2 separate regions of the Mus musculus genome follow, and region 1 is linked to region 2. Evidence: chromatin loops called from intact Hi-C (ENCODE). Cell type or tissue: left cerebral cortex. All regions are shown on one strand. Links, peaks and the distances in the headings refer to the core of each region. The heading gives the core; the rest is flanking DNA. Region 1 has its middle 6.5 kb from the start of Gm40047. Region 2 overlaps Gm30235 (a long non-coding RNA gene).

Evidence for each region. Peaks named below come from ENCODE experiments on the same cell type or tissue, not always from the same donor. Only the 100,000 strongest peaks of a DNase experiment are listed, where the experiment ranks them.
Region 1: a loop joins it to region 2, with 9 times the contacts of the local background. A loop is called at or near these places in 3 of 42 quality-filtered maps.

Annotation. Positions count from the first base shown.
Region 1 is chr3:52,571,458-52,575,855 of GRCm38, forward strand. No RefSeq gene overlaps it. Among named protein-coding and RNA genes, the nearest start is that of Gm40047, 6.5 kb to the right of the region's middle. In left cerebral cortex, for the core only: no CTCF peak of the experiment used is centred there; DNase peaks (open chromatin) are centred at 1,320, 1,849, 2,571 and 3,876; H3K27ac peaks cover 506 bases.
Region 2 is chr3:52,700,878-52,705,275 of GRCm38, forward strand. The region is part of intron 3 of Gm30235 (a long non-coding RNA gene); the gene reads left to right. Among named protein-coding and RNA genes, the nearest start is that of Gm22798, 20 kb to the right of the region's middle. In left cerebral cortex, for the core only: no CTCF peak of the experiment used is centred there; DNase peaks (open chromatin) are centred at 2,274, 2,594 and 3,051.

The sequences.
Region 1 (4,398 bases), core at 231-4,230, 130 kb before region 2:
CTCTAAGATATTTCTCTCAGGTGTGTGCCACATCTGAGTGATGAAAAGTCTGAAACAGTGTCATAAAGGTAATATTATCTTATTTAATGTCACATGTTCCTGTGTGCTGTGTACTGTCATTAGCCCTACAGATAAGGAAACTGAGGCCCTGAGATAAGAACTCAGATGTTCTTATTGAGAGCATTCCGAGAATCTCTGATTCCACACATAAAGCTACCTTAACTTCTCTGAGAATATAGACTCCGGCTTCCTTAGTATCACAGACTGGAACCTAGTTTTATAAACTCTTCGCAGGGGTTATCACATATTCAACAGATTTCTTGCTCAGCTAGAACGGCACCCTGTCAATTTTCCTGCTCAGGAGATAAGACTGTGTATCTGCAGGATCCATTCTCTCATGTAGACAACGAGGGCATCAACAGATCATAATTACCATCAAGACCGGGTACCCTCTCTGTGCTGTGTGGTTACACATATGAGCTCCTGGTATCTTACAACCCTGTGAAGTAAACATTATCAGTCAAATTATAGACGGGAAGACTGTATAGGTAGATGGTAAGACTTCCTTTAGCTGCTTCTGTGGTAGGTATTATCATTAATCAGTGGAGTAGCTGCAAAATGATAAAGTACATCAGAGAATAGACAGGAGTCCAGGTCTGTTTGATTCCAGGGCTTTATTTTATTTTATTTTTTTTATCATGAACCGTGACAAAAAGTGCGGGCTCAGAGCAGCTTTAGATAAAGAGAGACTAGTTTTTTCCATGGAGTATTTCATCTGATGGATTGTTTCCACTCCAATGAACTACAGCTCCAGTCCCCAATGCTACTCCAACGACACTAGGATTGAGTAGACTGCCACTTTCTGTACAGGGGTTGAATCCAGATGTTTTCTTCAGTGATGATGCCTCCATAACCAGCCAGAGACCTTAGCACAATTGACCACATTGGAGGTGTCATTGTGACCTTAGAGCCTAGCACATAGGCCCCAATTCCTGACTAAACCAGAACAAAGTCCTACCTCATCAAAGACCCAGTCCATAGTTCCAGGGTCTGGAATAGCCCCTTAAATGTACTAAAATTTTTTTTTGACTTCTTCAGTTTTGCTTCTTGCTAACTGTTCTTGTTAACTAAAGTGTGTCATCCAGGATGTGGGTTTAGTGCATAAAAGGCAAAGCATGGTGAAGTTTGGGGCTATACCATTTGGGCAAGTTTCCCACGCAGTTGTCAGCTGGCAATAGTCTTTCTATTCATCGTTAAGACCGTCTATGTGTGCTCTTTGGTGGAATTATCTTGCAACATCCCAGGCCTCCTGCCGGGACTCAGAGCACATTATTTTCTTATGCGGCACTTTTGTGTGACATAAGCAATTTAAAGGAAGAAGAGTTTATTTTGGGTAAGGATGTCAGAAGGTTCAGTCTACCATGGCAGGAACAGCTCACATTAGAGTAGAGAGGAAGTGGAGTGGAGTGGTGCAGGAAGATGTGAGTACAAGAAAAAGTCCTTCTACCTTTTACCACCTCCCCAGTGACTTCGTTCATCATCCAGTTGGTCAATAGAATAACCCATTTATTAGGTCAGAGCTCCCAATAATTTAATTATATTTGGGAGTCTCTCTCTCTCTCTCTCTCTCTCTCTCTCTCTCTCTCTCTCTCTCTCTCTCTCACACACACACACACACACACACACACACACACACACAGATAAGCTTCAATAATTCTGAGGGTGAGTTGTAATCTAATCTAGCTGACAGTCAGAATTAACCACCCCATCTGGCTCACTCCTGAGCCTCAGACAATGTTAGGCAAGCATAAAGAATGAACGGCAGCAGGTCTCGAGGCGTGTTCTGCATACATTTTCTTCTTCAGGATGTTAGCAGATGCTCATCAAGCAGGGAACAGGGTGCCCACTCTCTTACATAATGAGGCTGGACCTCTTTGCTCCTCGGAAATGTTCAATGTCCACTTTCTGCCTTCTGAACAGGAGCCTAGACGTTCTGGGTCTCCAGCCCTGAATATTACTTTGTATTTCCATTCCATTTCTGCTTCACTGTGATGCTTATTTTGGTGTTCTTGAGATGGACTATGTCTTTTCTTATTTATCCTTTGTTGTGAGGCAAGGCCTTGCTATATGTAGCCAAGGCTGGCCTGGAATTCTGGATGCTCCTGCTTCAGTCTTCCCATTGATGTGACTGTCAATGTCTACCACTGTACACTCTCTGTACACACTGTACAATGTCTACCACTCTTTTAAATTTTTCTTGATATATGTTTTACCTCTTATTGATGGGCATGTGTGCGTGGTACAGAGAACCATGCCCAAGTGAGCTCTTTGGACCACGTGTCCTAGGTCAAGTTTTGTACTGCAGAATGTTAGGGAGCTCTGTGTTCTGTGACTATCAAGAGTAGACTAGCCAGTGTCCTGCTTCCCTAATTCCTGAGGCTGAGGGCTCAGCTTGTTTGCTGCTTCTGCTTCTCGGTCTGTGAGACTCCCTTTGGAATGGGTGCCAGCGAGCCTGGAAGTGATGGGGAGGCCCCTTTAGAAGAACTAAAAGTTATTTGGGTTGCGTGGGAGGTGCGACAGCTGCTTTAGGAGGTCCTCACAGCTGAGCGTTCAAGGGATGATAGGTGTTTCTGGAAACAGGGAACGACTTCATTTCTGCTGTGCTAGAGCACTCTGAGGGGCTTGCCAAAAATCTCTTCTAAAAATGTGACTGTTAAGAACTTAATTTTCTTGGGTTGGAGAGATGACTGAGCAGTTAAAAGTATTTGTTGTTCTTCCAGAGGTCCTGAGTCCCTCAGGAAGATTCCATAAGGGTGAGGGTTATCCAGGGGATAGACAAACCTTGACAATAGGGACACTTATAGTAGATGACAAGAAGGAATCTAGACAGAGATAGGTCTTGGCAAAGGATAGAAGGGTTGGCCTTGTATAAGGAGAATTTTTTTTTTTAAAAACTAGACTTGGGATCATGGGTGCTGGTATTAGGAAGACACAACTTTCCATGGCTGTCAGAACACACCTGCCCTCGGGAGTCTGGGATGCATCCAACCTCCGCTGGCTAAGGACTGCAAGAGAGTCTGGCTCAAGTCTCGCCTGGATGTAGAGGTCAAAGACCTCACTCCGGAGAGAGAAAGGATTGCATGCAGGCAAAGAGTAACTCTGGGCTCCCAGCTATGCACATATTGGATAGCCATAAATAGCCTTGATCCGCACTTGAACTTGTCTGCCTAGAACTTGTTCTTCATTCTGTTCTCTACTCAAAAGTCACTTCCCCGTGGACTAGCCTGGGGCTATTCCTTCTTGCCTCTTGATGCCAGATGAAGAACAACATGAGCACTTGTTGCCTGCCTGTCCTCTCCGGACAACGAGTTCAGGGAGGATGGGGCTGCCTCTTTCTGACCCTTCTCTGTCACCATGTAGTCTCTCCCACTTCCATTAAGGAACAGCCTTGTCTGTTGGAAGAATGAGTAAATGAGCCTCAGCAAAGACCTTCAAGACTTCAGCCAGCTGACTAGAAACTGTGACTTCTGCAAGTTCAAAAACTCTCTGCAGTTTTAAGCTCGTCTCTTGATCTCAGTCAAAATAAAAGGGTTGTAGAGATGAAAAAAAGTGATATGGGAATATTCAAAAAGCAGATCAGCACCCCCATGCCATTTGGGGCTGGCTGTACTGCAAACATGAAATGCACTTTGAACATGGTCATCTGATGAAGCTGACAGAAGGGAGGCATCGAGCTATGCTCCCTGCAATATCACCCTTGAGCATATATGCTTGCCTGCTGCCTAGGATTCTGCCAGTCTAGCTATGCTCAGGTGGAGGTGATGGTAATGATGCAGGTGACTGTGCCATTACATCTTCGAGGAACGATCTCCTTGATACGGTGGCAGCAGAGCACGTCAAAGTGAATGCAGAATTCAGGTCGGCTAGGAGCAGTCGCTATGCTGGGAGAGTTCTTTGTTTCTCTCTGGCATGTGGGTGCACAGCCTTTGATGTTAGAATTTTGGCTCATTAATAACTAATTTACATTTCCCAGACAGCAAATTGTGATCTGACACAAATTTATAAAAGAACTCCAAATGGTGAAACTCTTTTATACAATGAATCCTTTGTGGGCTTTCCTCCCTCCTTCCCTCTCCCTCTCCCTCCCTCTCTCTCTCTCTCTCTCTCTCTCTCTCTCTTTCTTTCTAACTTAAGGAGTTTGTGATTAAAATTTTAATGCAATCATTGAAGTCTCCCGGGCTACTTGAAAATAAAGTACCATCGTATTTCCTCATTCTCAGAGATCATGACAACTGGCTGTTCCCCAGTAGATGCTGTAAATGTTACAACTGCTTTTTCATCTGCTCTGAGCCTCAGATAAAATAGGATGTCCTCAGAGAGCCAGAGGGATGGCCCAGT
Region 2 (4,398 bases), core at 107-4,106:
TCCTTATTGATGACACCTGGGTCTTTTTATCGCCTCCATTTTTGTGTGACTCCCTTTAAGTAAGCACAAGTCATGTTAAGGCGGGCTGGGACCTGTCACCGACAGAGGATGAATGGGCTATCAGGCTCTACACTTATAGAGATAATCTATGCACATGCCTATCACAAAACTAGGTGAGAAAATGTTAAAAGAAAAATCAAGTTTGTAGCAACATCACAATCGAAGCTGGGGACAACAGAGGTGAGACAATTCAGGCCATAAATAAAAGATTTTAGCACCAGTAAGGCAGGCTACCAGGGTCAGGTAGAGAAAAAAAACAAAGTTTGATTCTAAATCCTCACTCTCTCAATAAGACCTGGCTAGGTGTAGCTGAATGCACCCTGGGGATTTATGCAGTCTGAGGGCCTAAGGAGACTGCAGAAGGATGGAGCTAGACAGTCAAAAAGCACAGAGAAATAAGCCAGGCTGTGTATTTGGTCTATCAAATGGACCCAATACTTTTGGTTGCAATGACACATCTTGAGGCTATATGACTTGAACAACATGCATTCGCAAAGAGCATAGCTTGTTTAACTTTAATATCTCACCGAATGTTCTGGGGAATCTTAGTTAAATGTTGATTCTAATTCAGCAGACCTGAAGCAGAGGACTGTGTTTCTGCAGCCCATCTCTACCTGATTCTGGTCAGAGGAGTTCTGGTGTAGCAAGGACTTGGGGGATGGGGTGGGCTGGGGGACAATGTTACTGCATTCTTAAAATAATCAAGCACCTTGCAGAAACTTGTCCGGTTGTCTGGATCTTCCCCATTCTTTAGCTAATTTAAGGGAGCTTTTTATATTTGCTGAATGGTTTGATGCCCTTCAGAAAGGTAATTTTGCAAAGATGTAAAGGTCATGTGGTTTCATGTCGCCTCATCTTTTCCCACATCCTGTCCTATAGAAAGGACTGATATTCTAAGACTGAAATTAGGCTGGCATTGACCTAGCAAAGCAAGAAGCACACATACGTAGCCTGTTACCTGGGAACAGAGCAGCAATTCTTTCATAAATGAATGTCAATGAGGTATAATTTTCTGCTGTAGCAGAATTTCTACACCTGACAGTATTCCTAATATACTTTAATTAAGAGGTTAATCTGTTGTAGAAATTGCTTTTCTCTGAAGCCACCTGAAATCAATTTAAACTCAATTACAAGTGGTTAGCTATTGTTTATGTGGTTAAAGATTAGAGAATACATTTTTGCTTGTCAGGAGCCATCAGAGCAAATTTTGAATGTCACGATCAGAGGAGAGCCGAATAGTTGAGTGCTCTTTAATGGGCATGGAGAAACCATTAGAAACTGTAATCAGTCATATTTGATGACTTGACCTTGGGACTCAGCTAGAAAAGGGTCTAATCATGCCTGTCCCCTAAGTGCCACCAAGATTGCTCTGCTGAAATTAATTGATCATTACGTGCTTTCTGAGAGTCTAATATACCCTATTTGATGGAATATAAATTGCAAAAATAATCTGTAAATTATATAACAGGCTCCAGAATACATTTGCCCTCTGTCTCCTTAGCAGATATTAAATCTGACAGCTACTTTCAAAATGATCAAAATTGCTTAACTCTTGGAATGCTCGAGTTTTACAAAGAAGCGAAAACTACATTTTGGGGTATGTGCCCAGTATATAAATTGGAATTTTACACCATTTTCTTGAAGAGATGAAAAGAGATGGTATGGGAAGGTTCTCTAGTGGCTTTGAGTGTATCCTTTTATTCAATTGCTTCATAAGGTTCTCAGTTGCTATCAAAAATTTGGATGTTTGTCAGAGACGAGGAAGCTGGTTTGAAACCTGTCTGCTTCAGGGCTGAGTAGATGGGAGGATGTCATACCCCTCTAACAGGCCAGCCGCTTTGCTAGTATGCTAGCCTCTCGCCCGATCTAGTCACTCACAAAGTGCACTCTGCTGGTTATTGGCAAGTTCAAGGTTACCAGTCACCCTATCAGATGTCATAGCGATGACTATAACTACTGGATCTGTTTGCGTACACGCCTTTTGAATCCTTACATTATCATGTACACATTTCGCCACATTTGGCCAAAGTTGCTGAAAGTCTCTTTCTAGAACTCTTCTTTTCCTAGGGAGGGCAAGAAATTAAAAAAGAAGTTTCCTTTGGGGCTGACACTTATGTTGCAAATAAACCTTCCAGGATTTTTTCCACGAATGTTGAATGGGTAACAACTGAGAAGAACTAGACCATCTGTTCTTGCCTAATTGGCATCATAAGGGAAGACCACATTTCTGGAGCCTTGGAAGAAGAACGTGGGATGAAGTAGGCTCAGGATGGTGTTTTTCACGAGTCTGTTCCTTACATGCCAGAACAGAGGGTGGCTTTCCAGGAGAGACACTCTGGGTACTGGACCCTAGAAAGCTAAAATCTCGGGGGATGAATTAGGAATGACACTTATCTATAATGACTATAGTCATTATATTAGGGCTTTCACTTACACTACAAATCTAAATATTGGCTCTATCTCTCATCAGTTGTGAGCTTTTAAGTGGAGTTTTGCGTCTCTTATGATGGTTAATCTTTACTGTCAACTTTACTGGGTTTAAAGTCACCATGGAAACAGACTTCCAAATGTGTCACTAAGAACATTTCCAGATATGTTTAACTAAGGAAGGAAGACCCAACCTGAACATGGAGAGCACCAGTCCCCAGATTCAGAGTTAGTGAAAGATGGATCATGAGTGAAGTGTGACATGCCTCTGTCTTTGCTTCCGGAATATGCAGGCAGTGTGGTCTGACACCTTACGCTTCTGTGGTCATACCTTCTCTGAAAACCATGAACCCAAGGAAACACTACTTTCTTGGGTTGCTTTTGCCAAGTGTTTTATTCCAGCAATAAGAAAAGTAACAAATACGCTTCTCAAAACTCTCAGTTCTCCCAACTGTAAAATGGAGACAATAATGAGGATTACAAGGAGAAATGCACATAGCGTACACAGTAGAGTGCTAAACATGCGTACTTTCTTTGCTAGCTTCTTTTCGCTGTGACAAAAATACAACAGCCAGGGAACTCACGAACCAGGCAAGATGCATATGCTTATAGTCCCAGCTCAGAGGAGTGAAGTCAGCTTGAGCTACATATGGAGAACTTGTCACAAACCAAACGACCAACCAACAAACCAAATACAATGTAAGGAGGGGGGACTTCAGAAGTTTTTGGTGCCTCATAGCTACCAAAAGTGTGGCTTAATAGATTAGCTCACCTTGGGGCAGCCAAGAAGCAGAGAAACAGATAGGGAAGGGAGGGAGGAAAGGGAGGGAGATAGTTCTTCCTGGTGAACTTTTTCCCTTTGATTGCATCTGGGCCCTGTGCATAAGAGACGGGTACCATCAACATTCAGGGGTTAGTCTTTCTGGAAATGCCCTCATAGAGATACCCAGATATGTGATTTATTGGTCTTGTAGGTGCTTCTCAAACTCATCAAGGTCTCAATGAAGATAAGCCATGACACTAGCTAAGCTTTTATTCCAGTGATGCAACTTTGGTACCCGTCTTTTCTGAGTTGTACTTTGCACAAGCTGGGAAGGATATTTTTTTTTTCTGGCTTGCAAAAGGTTTTATATGAAGAGTCTTACAAAGATACTGAAATAAAACTGGATTTTGTTCTTCACAAGTATTCTAATGACTGAGTCTCTAGGAGTAGAATTGGGTAAAGTATAAAGAAGTATAAGAGTGGTTCAGGGTGTGGTCTGGCAGAGCCACAAACCAGCTCTGTAGGGTTGAGAGCAAGAATTCCTCCCTTCTGTGGCTCAATCCATGTGTACAATAACAGGGTCGACCAGATGCCTAACTAAGGTAGTTTAGGGCACTGAGAGTGCTGACCTTGTCTGTAAGACTAATTTACTGTTCCACCATCATGATGCAATAATCCATAGGCAGAGGGTGGTATGGGAAGGCATCCTGGGAAGTTGATTGATGCATGTCAGTGAATTCAGGTTAAACCTGCTGTTTACAATATATGATTGTGTACACATAACAATACTTGACAATACTTCACAAGGCAAAACTGGAAACCATATTTGCATTTCTTCTCTGTCCTGAATGATGCTGATACCCACAAAAGTCCCTGTGTGATCTACATACATGCTTTAGGAAATGTTGCTCAACTCCAGTGTGTCTCATCTCTTCAGGATTCCCACCTCCACAGAGTAAGTCACCTGAGACCCTTAAGCATGGTTGTCCTTTTGAAACACCCAATTCCTTGCCCCCTGGCTTGCTTCAGTCCTGTGAGTAGCTTTGAGTCACGTCTCCTTCTGTTAGATTTCTGCCCAGAGTCAACTTTCATGAGACATTACACTGTGACCACTAAATCTCAGGAAGGACTTGCTCTTTGAACTATAA